2 separate regions of the Homo sapiens genome follow, and region 2 is linked to region 1. The links are chromatin loops, found by intact Hi-C in ENCODE. Cell type or tissue: ascending aorta. All regions are shown on one strand. Links, peaks and the distances in the headings refer to the core of each region. The heading gives the core; the rest is flanking DNA.

Region 1 (8,054 bases), core at 1,574-6,573:
AGACTCATTCATCTCAACTACCAGATACTTTCAGTAATTAAATGCCAGCATGTAAGAAAGATCTCAAAATCAGATTCTTCATGCAGTATTCTTCCAACGTTTAATCAATTAAGAAAACACAGACCTCCCCGCAGGCTGTGAAGCTACTGTAGATCAGATCAGTATATAGAATCATCTTATGTTCAACAAAGGCCTTGCCATTGGCCATTGACTTACGAGTAGCAGCAAAGGTCAGAAGATCTGCTTCTAGAAATGGCCATGCTGCACACGCACACAAATGTGCGTTCATAAAAAGAACAGGGAGAAGAGGAGGAAGAAGGAAAAAGCAGAGAGAGAGAAAGAGAAAGAGAGAGAAAGCACCACACTCCCCCTACAACAGCAGCTTTGTGATCCCTCTGGTAATGTTACCCAGTTTTGTTTATCATGAAAAGATCCCATTAATGCCTCAGCCCCATCAAACAGCAGACCAAGTCCATGAATGGCACCTATCAGAGCCCAGGGCAAATCCAATGATTAGAGGGAATTCGCCAAAGGGCCTTTGTAGCTGAGAAAAATGCCTACTCCAGAGAGGAATGCAGAAAATTCCTGGGAGCACAAGCCCTTCTTTGTTGGCAGTTGGGCGGTATTCTGGAGCAAATAAAGGGACAAAAATGGGATCTCAGATGCAATGAACATTTGAAGAAAATGGTTTTCAAAGACCTCCTTGAAACATTCCTTTTCAAAAACCCCAAAACCATTAGTCTGATAAGGATGAACTACAGAACTTCTACTCAAACCACCATTTTATAGTATTGCATAACCTTGGAGATTCTCAACAGGAATATAGTTTTATTTAGATCTCCTTTGTCCTGCTGAGTTTCCTGGTTAAACAGTAAGCCAAAGTTAAAACTTTACAGATAAGAAAACACACACATGCAAACGCACTCCTCACTCACTCTCCTCAACTTTACTGACAGAATAAACTGAGATTTAGCATAACACAGAAGCATCAGGCAAGGAAATAGGAAAGCATATAATACTGAATCGAGTGTACTAGCTGTCCTCAGAGCGGAACAAAGCATAAAGAATATGCTGAGCTATCACCATTATCCAAATATGCATACAACCAACCAGAAAGAAGTCTGCTAGGCAGACTATGTAGGACAAAGAAGGTAAGTTAAGGCATAGTAGACATCAGTAAGCTTTGCTTTCATCTACTTCTGTGCACAAGGAGGTATTTGTTTGCTGAAACCCCCTAACTAACATATGGCAAATATAACATGCCTATATTGTTTTTATTATACAAGAGCCGGGGTCTACCAGAGCATGCAAAAGGAATGCCAGGTCTACTATACTTCTTTAAGTATGTTTCCTAGAGAAACAAAATCTTTCAGTTTTGTCTGGTAGGAAAAAGTTGCCACAATAGAGAATGAATCAGAACCTTTAGGTACAAAGGCTTTTAAAAACCTAAAGCCTCAGGTAATCATAAGGAAGGCATTTTGATACATCTGAGTTTCTCATTTTTCTCAAAAGGTTTTTTTTTTCCCCTTCTTAAGGCCCAAACAATTTTAATGACTTTTCTGCACAATGTGCCCCTAAGTGTAATACCTTTCCTCATAAATCTTGTTATAGACTTGCTTTATGTTCCATTTTAATGTTTGCTGGGTTGAGGGAGGAGCAAAGCAATAATCATGTAATTCTAGTTGAAGGTTTTCCTCCCCTTTCTCCTAGGCTGAAATCTAATAAAATATTATTTACTTGCATCTTTGGAGAGCTATTCACTAACATTTTTCAAAACTGTAGTAAAGTGATTGCAAAGGTGGTTTCTTTATTGCTTTGCAAATGTTGTTCATTTTACAATTTGTTTTAAATGCTGTTTTACTGGTACCGGTGGATTTACATTATAAAGCTGTATTAGGGTGCTATTTGGGATATACACAACAAATGCAAACCTTTGGACCGTGCTTCTCCACACTCACTTCTTATTTGCCCATGTAATCATATAAAACACTTCTCCCAGACTTCCCTTCCAAATAATTGAGCATACATAATTGTGGGGTTATTGCATCACTGTTTATGGCCAACTTTGCCCTTTCTAAGAGTTACTCCAATAAGTCTCTACCTTGGGGTGTACTTCCATAAAGTTTATACATCTGTGCACCAAAAGGGAGAGGTCAGCTTTACTTTTGCACCATTAAAGGTAGTTTTGCAAACACTAATGAATGCAATACTTTCTCAAATACAAGATGGCTTGAAAAGCAATTGCCATACTTTCCTGATGCATTTTGCAAATTTCCACCTATGTCTGGACTGAAAAAGCTTTATTATTAGAGTTCTTATGAATAAAATGCTTAGATTTGACCATGTAAAAATGATCCATTTGAAAGAAATGTCCAGAGCAGAAATAAATTTAAGCGCAAAACAAAATAAATGCTCTCAATGACCCTGATTCAGGATTCCCTATAAATGGAGTGTACATCTCCACCACTATAGAGTTCTCTGAAATCTTGCCAGATGCATAAATCCTTGAAACATCTTCTAAAAGATAAGAATGAGCTTGGAAAATAGATCATCAAAGAAATATGCAGTGCCTATAAAATAAACCACACACATACACACACAATTTTCATTTACCAGATCCTCTTCCACAAATCTAGCAGATGGTAGAGTTTTAAAACTAAGTTTTTCAAACTGCAATCTGATTTTCTATTTAAAATAGAATCCTTAACACGTTAGAAAAAAATGCAGTGAATATCATACAAACACCAGAGGCATACAACCAGGCTCACGATAAGTTGGCCAACGGAAGAAATGTATAAAATTTAATCAGAACTGTGCATTCAAAACCATTATAATACCAATTGTTAGCTAGACAAGTTTTTACTCCCCTCTATGTATCATTTCTTTATAGTACTAAAGTCTACAAAAAAAGTGAATTAAAAAATATCATCACAAGCACTCTTCTTCAGCCAGTGACATTTTCAAGTGCTCTGAGCCATACCAAACACAAGAAGAAACAGCTACCCCATGAAGGCTATACTCTAAATACAGTGGGAAAGTCAAATATCAGTTTTGCCTTTTCTCCTCTTAGAGGATTCAAACTATCCTAACATCCTTCCCTTTCCATCCTTATCTCCCAAAATTACACCAATTAAACTTTGCAACTTCATTGCTTAACTCTTGGAATAAAGCTCATTTTGACCTCTTTACCAGTAGCCATTCACCCCCTGAAATGCAGGACAGCTCTAAACCTCGAAGGCTGCAGTCAAACACAAGAGGGTTCTCACCAGCCGCTACCTCTGAAACCCTACAATGTTTGCAAAGGATGAAAAATCTCTAACAAGGAGGTGGTTTCAAAAACCAGTCCTGTTCTGCATCCATTTGCAAATACTAATAGAGAGGTGGATTCAAATGCTACCTTAAAAAATTTCCACATTTGAAACTTGTACCCTCAGGAAGAAAAAGAAAACCACTTTGAAGAAACAAAAATTATAACAAATGAGGTGGTTTGTTCTTTTCGCATGTATCCATTTGGCCTTGTTGAATTCTGGAGTACCCTGTCATGGCATATCTTGTCATGAAACTAAATGCCTTAGGTTTTAGCTGTGACCACACTGGGGTGAGGAGACAGTAGATGTTGCTATGAACAAAATGGGTCTTGCTGCAGCCCTTAAAGGTCCTCCTGTACTAACAGCAATTCGAGAGTTGAGCTGTAATTTCACCCTCCTTCATGCAGGACCTTGTCTCCCCTTCCACAGGAAATGGGGGCTGAGTCAGTGGGGCATGACTATAATAGGAGCCTGTGACCGGGGTGCAGTGTAGCCATCAGTATAAATCTGTCATAGACACACTCGCAGAGGAAGAGGGACTTCCATACACTGCCGTCTTTACACTTTTTGATGCAGATACAGATTTATGACACACGGGAAGCAGAGAGTCTTTGAGCCAGAGGGGCCCTGTGAATCAAGGCCATTTTGTAGGTTTCCGCCGCTTGAAAGAGCTACACATTTATAATTGTGCTTGAAGTCAGCCCCCTTCCAGCCCCAGGAGGCAGCATCATTTGGTTGAAATAAAACTGAGGACTTTTCTCAACAGCTGGCCAGCTCTAGTTTTAAGTTTTAACAACAGGATGAATGGATTGAGGACGGCTGAAGGCATCAAAAAGTGCTATGCCAGACTTTTAGGGACCGTTTTCCTGACGACCCCATTCCCATGGATCAGATTCTCTCGGAGATGACAAACTCTACTTTGAAGGGTCCCCTCGCTTTGGTCACCCAACACAGATGACTCTTTCACCAGGATACTTAAAAGCGATCCAACTGAGACCTTACAAAAATGTCTAACAAGTTTCAGGCAAAAAAAGAAAAGACAAAAAAGAGTCAGCTAGGAGTAAATGAAAAACCTGTCCAGAGTTGGTGTTAATTAATTAAAAACACAATTTCAAAGCATCCCTAATAGAAGACTTCCTCCGTGCAGCCAGTATCTGATTCAGGGAGTGACTCAAGCAATAAAATCACAGTTGGGACGACTCTCGTGGTGCTGGCAGGCCAAGTTCAATATTTTCCCTGTGAGGCATGCCTGTACTATAAAAAGAATGTGATGTTTGAAAATGAGTGTCTCTGCTCTGTGTGCTGGCATTAAAAGTCTCTCCTAGCCCTCCTGCCACATTTTGAGAGTACAGTATGAATCACAATCATGTGACGAGCACCTCCTTGCCAAATTCTTTCATGCTGCTACCACGGTATGTTCCCTCTTAGGTTTTTGCCAGCAGCCTCTGTCCTCCAGCCAAGACCATCAGAGTGAGTGTCGGCGCAGAGGCAGAGCACTCCGGTCCAGATTCACCAGCGAGAAGACAAGGCAGCGCATTATTGTACAAACTGTAATCTCTGAATTGACTAAGTGAGCAGGAAGGGACAAAAGTCAGCTGAGAGATGCAGCAAACAGGCTGCCAAGAGAGGATGAAACACACAGAAAAAGGGACTGACCTTTGGAGGGTAGCCTCCGTTGTGCTGGGCACGGGACTGGGCTCTTTAAACTCATGCTCTTATTTAATACTCCTGAGAAATGATCATTAATACTATGAGTGAGGAAACTGAGACCCACAGTTATTAGATAAGTCACTTGCTGCAGCCACGCAGCACAGGGCAGCAGAGTTGGGGCTGGAACCCAAGCTAGTGTCCTGTCTCTTCTCTCTCTATTCTACTGCTTCTGATTCTGCAGCTCAAACTTGGAGAAGCCAGGAAAACTGCTCTTCTCCCATCTTGGGCATTTTATTATTTACGCGACTCTTAACCAGCACTGTGCATCATGTCACTTTCAACAATGCATGTTGATGAAACATTTGTCAGCCAGATTAACAGCCGTAGGACCAATCTTCCACAGCCATGACCACAGAACGCACCCCCAAGCCTAACTGTCTTCCCTAAATGCTGCTCCAGTGTCACAATGGGAACTGGGAGAGTGTGTGGAGGAAAATATTATTGTAGTTCAACATCATGAATCACTACTGATGGAACCACTCAAAGTTTATCCCCTACTTACATCTGCATTTCCTTTGTGTTCATTTATTGCTGTGGTTAACTACAGATTTTGAGTCTCCTGTAAGCCTAGCACTGTCTGGCCCCTAAGAAACAGAAATGGATCATGAAATCAGAAAGCTCCCTGGAGTTATAATGCTTATTTATCCCAGTCTTCCTAAATGGTCTGGTAGGTACAAGGGTTTGGAATCAAAACAGGGTCAGAGCGGCTGAGTTTCTATACTTTACATTAAAAAGTCAACTGGTTCCAATGGATGAAAGAGGAGGTAAAGGAAGAAATGGAAGGCTCAATTCACATATACGAATATATTGAAGAAGTCGGCTGGGCGCTATGGCTCATGCCTATAATCCCAGCACTTTGGGAGGCCGAGGCAGGCAGATCACTTGAGGTCAGGAGTTCGAGATCAGCCTGGCCAACATGGTGACACAGTGAAACCCCGTCTCTACAAAAAATGCAAAAAAAGCCGGGCACGGTGATGCACACCAGGGATCCCAGCTACTCAGGAGGCTGAGGCAGGAGAATCGCTTGTACTGGGAGGCAGAGGTTGCAGTGAGCCAAGATCGCGCCCCTGCACTTCAGCCTGGGTGACAGAGTGAGACTCCATCTCAAAAAAAAAAAAAAAGAATATACTGAAGAAGCGGTAAAATAGTCCTCTCAATCTCAGCTTAATCCAAGAAGGACTTCCCTTTCATGGAGTTCAGGTCTATCTGAAAGCTGAGTACGTGTGCATGGGGGTTGTGAGGGAGAACAATGCTGATTTTCATGGTATATGTAGCTTGCTTGAGTCAATTGTGTAGTATAGCTTCCAAAACAACAAAACAAAAGATATATACCTTAGGCAACGTTATAGAAATATATTAAATAGTATTCAGGATAATGCTAGATGATGATCTTGCTCTTCTTTGCATTGATCAAATCACAAGAATATATTAATGAATAAGTAAGCATGATTTTGAAAAAACTAAAAGCTAACACCTATTAATTTATTCAGTCCATCATTCATCCAACAAGCATAAATTGTTGAGGAATATGCCTCAGGTGCTGTGCTAAGGGCTGGACGTGCAAAGAGACATAAAACATGGTCTCTGTACTATTGAGTTGAGTATATGAGGATAACACAATGTTTTAAATAGTGGCCTATTTAAATGACTATACTTAAATAGTGGGCTGAACTTGGTAACCACTAACTTTGTGGCATAATGATTTTCAGGACTTGGGCAACTCTCATTTTGCTGAGTGTTTTGCTGATAAAATTAGCCCAGAGGAATTTGTAAGGTTCTTTGCTTTTTTTCTACTCTGTGAGTTGACGATGTTGTTGTTGTATAGGACCATTTTGTAGCAATTATAGAAGAAATACAAGTGGGTAAGAATTAGGAGGAAGATGGCTGGACTGTCTTTAGGGAATAAGACAGAAGAATTTTTCAGAGTGATTTCCATGTGAGTGGGGCTAGGATGTAGGGAGAAATAGGAAGCAAAACAGTACAATTCTGAAGCCAGTCTGCCCTGCCTGGCTCTTTCATTCATCAGCTATTGAGTCCTACAGCAGATGCCTTTACCTCATTGTGCCTTGGTTTGTTCATCAGTGAAATGAGGATGATAACAGAGTCTACCGCACTGAGTTGCTGTGAGAAAGAAAGAAGATAATCCTCGCAACAGCCCTGATACGTACTTTCCCATGACATAAACCACTTTCAAACAGGTTTGTCAGCAACTCCTCACCTACATACCTCTTTAAAGTCAAAGCCCAATTCACTCACCATTCTGCAAAGCTGGAATATTCTATCCTATTCCTTGTTGGCCTTTTGTGTACTGTGTTTTCAATGAGCATTCTTGGAATGGAAACTCTCTAGAATATTCACTTTTTAAAAATCTGTGGGTATATATACATATACACGTATATTTACCTATTAGATATGTATTTACAATATATTTACTACAAAGGGTCCTCTGTGCACATCTACATCTAAGCATTCCTGATTCAGTGCTAAGGTCACTTTGTTGGAAAAGACAAGGAACAAATAGCAAATAACACTGGCAGCTCGTGGTATGCTGAAGTTTGATTTGTAGGAAAAAGTCCCTTTTTCTTTTCTGGGACTTGAGGAGAACAAACAGTGATCCTGTATTAATTCCAAAAATGAGTCTTACCAAAAGCCAAATGAAAGAAATCTTAAATGTCTAGTTGAACATTGGACAAGGGTCATAAAGTTCAGGAGATTAAAATGGGCACAACTAATATTTCTTTTAAGAAACATTTAAGACTTTGGGTATTTTTTGTGGGTAAGAGTAGGGTGATGATGAAATTCAACAGTATAATAAAACAAGATATCAAGCATATATCCTTCCTCCTAGTGTGGACACAGAAGGCAGCTGATTATTGGTGGAAAGAGCAGGCTCGAAGTTAGACGGGCTGAGCATGGTGCATCTCTAACGGGAGGGTGGTCCCTGGGTCCCTATGTCATCATTGTCATAAGAGTTAGCACACCACGGGGCCGGGCGCCGTGGCTCACACCTGTAATCCCAGCACTTTGGAAGGCCGA
Region 2 (7,485 bases), core at 783-5,782, 56 kb before region 1:
TCCTCAATAAATATGTTTTTTTAATGTTTCTATGTACAGATTATAGTGAGGACAAGGTGCTCCAGGAATATGGGGCAAGAGACGTAGAGCTATTTTCCAATTTGATGTTGCCAAAAACTTCAGAGACTGTGATTCAGTTATTTAAATAAGATCTAAGAATGCATCAGTCTGCACGTTAGTATAACTTAATTTCCAAGTATTCTAGCATTCTTTGGAGTGTTTTGGGATCATCAAATATTATGAAATTGTTCAATGAAGAAATATGTTTCCAGTCATGAATCATTAAATATAAGTCTGGTGTCAACAGAATATAGACAGTCAGTTGGAAGGACAAAATTTGATGTTTAAGAATTGGTAAAATATAGGATAAGATTAAATATTTGTTTTACATATGAGGCAATGTAATAAAATAGTTTTATTTTTAAAAGAATTTATATTTGCTTTGTACACTTAAGACCTTACATTTTGGGAGGTTTTCATGGTACGATTGCAGACTATATATTCCTAACTTTGAAGGCTACAACACATTTTCAGGAATACTGCAGGACGATAACCAAAAGTAAGAAAATGCGAAATAAGGTTTAGTTTGGGGACATTTTTCAGTACATATTTCACTTTTTATATTAATTGGGAGAAAAAAATTAATGACTATGTCTTACCTGAGCAGGCTTCTTCTGAACAACTTGTTGTGGCTAAGGAGGAAAAGAAAAAGATATATTTTAAAAGAAAATATACATTATAGAAAAAATTAGGTGTACATATTTTAAATACAGATACTTGTCTGCAAAGGAAAGAGGAAAGTATAAAGTTCAACTGGTATATCCAATGTTAAAAGTGTTTATACTTGGCCAGGCATGGTGGCTCACGCTTATAATCCCAGCGCTTTGGGAGGCAGAGGCGGACGGATGGCTTGAGCCCAGGAGTTGTAGACCAGGCTGGGCAACATGGTGAAACCCTCTCTCTACAAACATACAAAAATTAACAGGGTGTGGTGGCGTTGCAACTGTAGTCCCAGCTACTCAGAGGCCTAAATGGAAGGATCACCTGGGCCAAGAAAGGTCAAGGCTGCAGTGAGCCGTGATCATGCCACTGCACTCCAGCCTGGGTGACAGAGCAACACCCTATCTCAAAAAAAACAAAAATGTCTATTCATGATCTCTCTATATTAAGGAAATACAACATAGGTTATCTCAGTGAAAACAATTCCAATTCCCAATTAAATTCTGGCATACAAGCCAACTAGCTTGAAAGAAACTTAACTGTTTGATTCACTTTGTTTTTAGCCTATATATCACAAAACTGAGGAGTGAAGGTACCTAATTTGTTAATATTTTATTTTTTTAAAACACCTTCACTGAGACATAATTTACATACCACATAATTCACTCATTTAAAGTATATTTTAGTATATTCAGAGGGTTGTGCAACCATCACCACAGTCTAATTTAGAACACTTTCATCTCCTCTAAAAGAAATCTTGTACCCATTAGTGGTTACTCCCCACTACCCTCCACGTCCCTAGCCACCTCCCATGCCTAAGTGACCATGAATCTACTTTCTGTCTCTATGAATTTACCTATCCTGACATTTCATGTAAGTGGAATCATACTATATATGTAGAGTCTTTTGTGTGTGGCTTCTTTCACTGGCCTAGGGTTTTCTAGGGTCATCCATGTGGTAGCATCAGCAGTTCATTCCTTTTCATGCTAAATAATTTTCCCTTGTATGGGTATACCACATTTTACCTATCCATTCATTAGTTGGTGGACATCTGGGGTGTTTCCACCCTTTGGCTATTATGAATAATGCTACTATGAACATTTATATACACGTTTTCGTGCGAACATGTTTTCATTCTTGGGTATGTACCTGGGAGTGGAATCGCTGGTTCATATTGTAATTCTTTGTTTCACTTTTTGAGGAGCTGCCAGACAGCTTTCTAAAGCAGCTGTACCATTTTGCAGTCCGTCCCACCAGCAATGAATCTGGAGTTCCAATTGCTCCGTATACATGCCAATGCTTGTTATTGCCTGTCTTTTTGCTTGTAGACATCCAAGTGGATGTGAAGTTAAACATCATTGCTGTTTCAATTTGAACTTCTCTCACAACTAATGATGTTGAGCATCTTTTCATGTGCTTATTGGCCATTTATATGTCTCCTGGGAAGAAATGTTTATTTAAATCCTTTGCCCATTTAAAAAAAATTTGCTATCTCTTCATAACAAAGTTGTAAGAGTTCTTTTAATGTTTTGCATTCAAGTCCCTTATGATTTGCAAATAATTCTGTGAGTTTGTTCAGTTTCTTCGTGGTATCATGGGAAGAATATTGTGTTATATTGTGTTATATCTGTATCTATTGTATGTGTAGAGCAAAACTCTCCTCTTTTGAGTGAAACATCCGAGGGAATGTTTTTCTGCCTGCCTAACTTTCCAATCGAGTATTAGAGAATACTTCTTATTTCTTTGGCATTATAAAAGATGGATTTGAAGCCTGAGCTTTTCGATGGATTATTTGCTTCCAGTCCTCACTCTCATGTCTGAATATAGGCATGTATTATTCTATCTACACATCGCTGAGATTTGTGAGTACACCTGAGGTACTCTGATGTGGATAGCGACATGCTTTCTTGCACCAGTTCTCCCAAATAACAGCACTTAGGATACGTTCACTATTCACTAGCCCCTGTTCATTCATTCTGAGAGCCCCTTCCTCTCAGAGTTCCTCTCAGTGGTACAGTGGTTTATTGCTGGTACATTAAAAATTCCATATAAAAATCATTAGAGCTTTTTTTTTTTAGATGGACAGAATAAAAATAAAATAAATGGCAAGGTACTTTTGCTCAAAGGAAAAGACGTTCTTCCATTTGACTTTAAATCACAGTAAAGATGACGTCATCACAAAAGCCCAAGTTTTGAGATGATGTTTTCTCCAGGGAAAATCGAACCAAGAACGATGAGGACTTCTTGCCTCTTAGGACACAAAAGCGTGGGCTAATAGAGGATTCATTTCCAAAGGGTCATTTGGAAGAAGAGAGCACTCATCTTCCTCCCATTTTTCCCTGTTGATTACACCTGTACACATGTTTACTCCCAAACCGTTTCAAATCCACATACATTCTTGCAGGCTGACTGGTTCCTACTGCTCAGAAATCCCCCTCCTTTTTTGGCAGAGGCTCCCGCATTCATGTGACTCCTGCACACTGCAGCTCAATGAAATCCTCTGAAAGAGCTGCCAGCTCACCCAATTTTCCATGAATTAGGTCCTGACACTTCAATGAGGGGAAAGACAATGTCTGAATCTCTGCCAGCCCTGGCTCCCGGCCTAGTCCGTGTCACGGAACTTCTACCAGCTACCCTCAGACACAGCACTTCATACTTTTCAGACCACCAAACAAACAGACCCTTGAATACTTTCAATGTTGGTTGGGGTTATGGCTGCCAGGATGTTTTCCCAGCCTCTGGCACCCAATGGCTCCAGACTGTGCCGAGAAAGTTTTTGTTGTTGTTATTTTGTTTTGTTTTTATTTTTATGAATGGCTTTGGTAGAAAACGCAGACTGAAGCATAATACTACCACCATTCATAAAAAGGGAAAGGAAACAAACTGCTGTCTGGAAAGCTTTTTGGACGCCAAACAAACTGTAAGTCTCTTATCTTCCTTGGGGCATCTCTCGGCTCAGAACTAAGTGTTGATTCTTAGAAACCAGTTGCTCCTCGGGGTTCTTGGCATTAAAAACACGACTGGCCACTAGAGTTTTATAAGACCTGAATAACATCAATGATACATATTAGTCTTCTGTGTTGTTAACAGTAAATTTTCATGCACCTTAATAAATGAGTAATATTTTGCACATGCATTTCCTATATGAAAGCTAGAATCCTTTATATTTTTAACATCTGCCCCTTTGTTACTGGGAGGGTCCAGGCCTTACTGTTTTCATTTTCTCACAGGGAAACCAAGGCATAGGGAATTTAAATAATCGTCTGAGATCTTTTTCTAAAACCAAAACAACCCGAGTCTACTGATTCTCTTAATCCCTGATATAATGCTCTGAAGAAACCCAGTCTGTTCCTTGAAAAAAAGAAAAAAGAAAAAAGTCAAATCGAGATCCAATCCAGGAGAAGCTGTACTTCCCGGCTTTGATTTTCATCTCCAGATTGTTCAGCAGGGCCTAGTTCTGATTCCTCCAGGTTGCTGATGAAAAGTGAATCGCAGGGGACAAGAGTCAGACCTGCAAAGTCCAGCTGCCTCACCTCACTTGGAGATTCTTCCTTCATTATCAGTTGTGGAGGGGCTGAGTCCCTCTTAAAGGTGTGTACATCATAATGACTGTTCAGTGAACAGATAGCAAAGCCTTTCAAGTTGTTTAGACAAATCTGATGATCCAATTCTAAGTGTGCACATAGGGAGTTTATACAGTTTAGGCACTTGGTCAACTTGGCATGCAAACCCTTCAATGCACTGAGATTTTGAGTTCATTATGTTGAGACTATTGCACCTTTCAAAAAGCTTGTAATGAAAATCCTCATTCCATGGTTGCATTGAAACTTCTAAAATACAATGGGGTGAAAGAGAGCTTCCTCCCAGAACAAAACATCAATAGCAGCATTGACAAAATCACCAAAGGACTTTGAAGAAATTTTTTGGATTAACAGATGTTAAAACGAAACTGTGGCCGGGTGTGGTGGCTCATGCCGGTAATCTCAGCACTTTGAGAGGATTGTTTGAGCTCACGAGTTCGAGACCAGCTTGGGCAACCTAGCAAGACTTCATCTCTATTAAAAATAATTAGCCAGGTATAGTGGCGCATGCCTGTACTCCCAGCTACTCGGGAGACTGAGGTGGGAGGATTGCTTGAGCCTAGGAGGTTATGGCTGCAGTAAGCTATGATCACACCATTGCACTCCCGCCTGGGTGACGGAGCAAGACTCTGCCTCAAAAAAAAAAAAAAGTGGTGAGAATTCAAAGACCCCATGAGTTGAACATACCACGTGAAGCTTAAAAGGGCTCTTTCTAACCACATGGATTTCAGTGAGTAGTTCTCTGCAGTCTAGCCCTTAGAATGGACTAGCTCAGCCACAATTGAAAGTATAATGCTTAAGCAAATAAATATCATTGTTAAAGTATATACAAATAGCTTAGGGTACAACATGCTAAGAAACTGTAGAAGATAAGCAAAAGGAAAGGACATATTTTTGGATTTCTGAGGTCATACAGCAAATGAACATTTCTCCAAATGGAAGAAAAAAAGTTACTGAATTTTTAAAATCCACAGAGTATTTGGATTTTTAAGATTTTGTAGAGAGACACTTGTGTAGGAAATGGTCTGCCATTCCACCTATTTCAGAATAATTAAGAAGTTCCTCAGCCCTCCTAAGAATACAATCTATGGTTCCAGGAAGTCTAGGTATTTTAAAGCTGATACTCAGACAGCTAAGCCACTCCTTCTGGTAGGTATTGAAAGAAAATCCTTGCTAACAAAGGACCCAGACATTAGTAGTTCATTTTAGTACTAATCTAAACATTAAATAAAAAGAGGCTTGAATTGAGCTTACAAACTTAATTTTTAAAAAAAAATTAGGCACAATGTATGGTAAAGCAAACATGATTATTATGTAAAGGGTCTCAAGTTGACCTTAGAAAGAAAGAAGCCCTTCACATGGCTGTCTGTGCAGATGAGTCTCTGGGTTTAATGTAAGCAGCAGAATTTTAATATAATTAGATCCTTTGCTTCTTGCCAGGCAGTAGTAGGTGATTTTGCCCACTTTGTTTTAAAATCATATGATTTTGTTTTAAAATCATATGACCATTGTTCAACCAATAGGTACTTCTGTGCCATAGCATAATCTTTTTTCATGTAGATTGTTTTCCATTCTCATAGCAATATAGTATAAGACAGATCTTCTAGCTATTTACTAATAAAGAATGTAAAAACCCTAATTTCTATAAAAATTCCTCAATGAGAGTTACATTTTGGGGGCCTTTCACACCTCACAAAATAGCATCTCACAGGATCATCTGTTATTTAAAATTTTAAGTTAAATATGGTGTCATATTAAAAATGTTTACGCAAAAGATATTTGTTTTTCAACTTCCAAAAGAGTCCTTTAGATGTAAGCCAGCTCATTGAACTAGTGAGGTTTATGATCATGTTTGTATCCACACAAGTGTAGCCAGTTTTATCTGCCTGAACTGACAGATGAATATATCCCTACCATATAGACAACATTTCAATAAATACATAGACCTATTACTTAATCACTTCACTGATTTCTAGACAAAATTGACCGGTTATTTATAGAAAAAATGTTCCAAAATATTGAATAAGTAGACACAGCTCAAATTCTAGACAAGTAATCATCCAATCTCTCTGCAAACACTCCAAATGGCCATGAACCATCAAGGCCAGCAGCAGCCTCGACTTGTGTGGTTGGGCACATTGATGGGAGTGGCTTTTGACTTGTGGTGTGAACAATATCCTTCTTCACCCTTTGTCCAAAGTTATTTAAAGGTTCAAAACACAACCTTTCTCTCTGTATAGAACATTCACCGAGATCCACTTTCATTTATGTGCTGTGAAATATGCTCTTATCCTCAGAAATTTCACAGTGCTGTCCTGAATATATTTTCTTTGAATTTGACATTTACCTGGCTGAAGGAGGATGACCATTATCAAGAATTTGCCTTTCACGAAATTATGTGATCGACATACTTGTTCATGGCCCTCCGGATTTAGTTTTAAAACTTCAATATTCCAGAATGTCAAGATTTGTGTTTGGGTCACTTTTCAAAAAATGAACTTCAGGCTTTGGAGGCTTTGAATCATTTTTTTTTTTTTTAAAGCATAAGAACCTCCCCCACACCTTTTATGTTAGATCTTATGTGGAACCCTACAACAGAAAGCAGACAAAATGGTATTTCTGAGACTCATTCACGTGGCCTCCACTCCAATCCATCTCTGCCCTCCCAGGATGCCCCTGAGGCCCCTCAACGAAAAACTGGAGCTCCAGGGGAGGTTAAGTAAAAAAAAAAAAATCTTAGGGCTAAGCATGTTGGCACATGCTTTTAGTCCCAGCTACTTGGGAGACTGAGGCAAGAGGACTCGAGTCCAGAAGTTCGAGGCTGCAGTGTGCTATGATCGCACCTGTGAGTAGTCACTGCATTCCAATATGGGCAACATAGCAAGACTCTGACTCTTAAAAAACAAAAATCTCTGATTTCTAGATGCAAACCCTCCTGCAGACCTGTATCACCAGGATAGGTGGAGGCAGAGCGTCTTCATAGCATTCACCCCGTGTGACTCATACTATCAGGTTGAGCTAGCTGAACTGGCATTTTTGTAGGTCAGAACCAATCAATTATCAGCAATTTCATATGGTTTAATCCCATACAATCAAGATAAGGTCTTTCTAATTCAGTAAGGTAATTTTTGTGACTTGTCATTAGGCTGTATTAGGCAACAGATTTTTGTACCTTCTGCGTAGC

Evidence for each region. A loop is a pair of places that touch in the nucleus more often than their neighbours do. Peaks named below come from ENCODE experiments on the same cell type or tissue, not always from the same donor. Only the 100,000 strongest peaks of a DNase experiment are listed, where the experiment ranks them.
Region 2: it touches region 1 in a loop (1.9-fold over the local background); 12 of 110 quality-filtered maps call a loop at or near these places.

Annotation. Positions count from the first base shown.
Region 1 is chr12:65,888,813-65,896,866 of GRCh38, reverse strand. All of the region lies in intron 3 of HMGA2 (high mobility group AT-hook 2), which reads right to left. Among named protein-coding and RNA genes, the nearest start is that of HMGA2-AS1, 11 kb to the right of the region's middle. RefSeq lists enhancers at 1-26, 27-794, 4,544-4,838, 4,479-5,391 and a silencer at 1-78. In ascending aorta, for the core only: no CTCF peak of the experiment used is centred there; a DNase peak (open chromatin) is centred at 4,586.
Region 2 is chr12:65,944,590-65,952,074 of GRCh38, reverse strand. It overlaps HMGA2 (high mobility group AT-hook 2), which reads right to left. Exons shown (of 5, transcript NM_003483.6): 4 at 660-692. HMGA2-AS2 (HMGA2 antisense RNA 2) reads left to right here and starts at 3,368. Exons shown (of 4, transcript NR_199060.1): 1 at 3,368-3,640; 2 at 3,951-4,311. In ascending aorta, for the core only: no CTCF peak of the experiment used is centred there; a DNase peak (open chromatin) is centred at 3,244; H3K27me3 peaks cover 376 bases.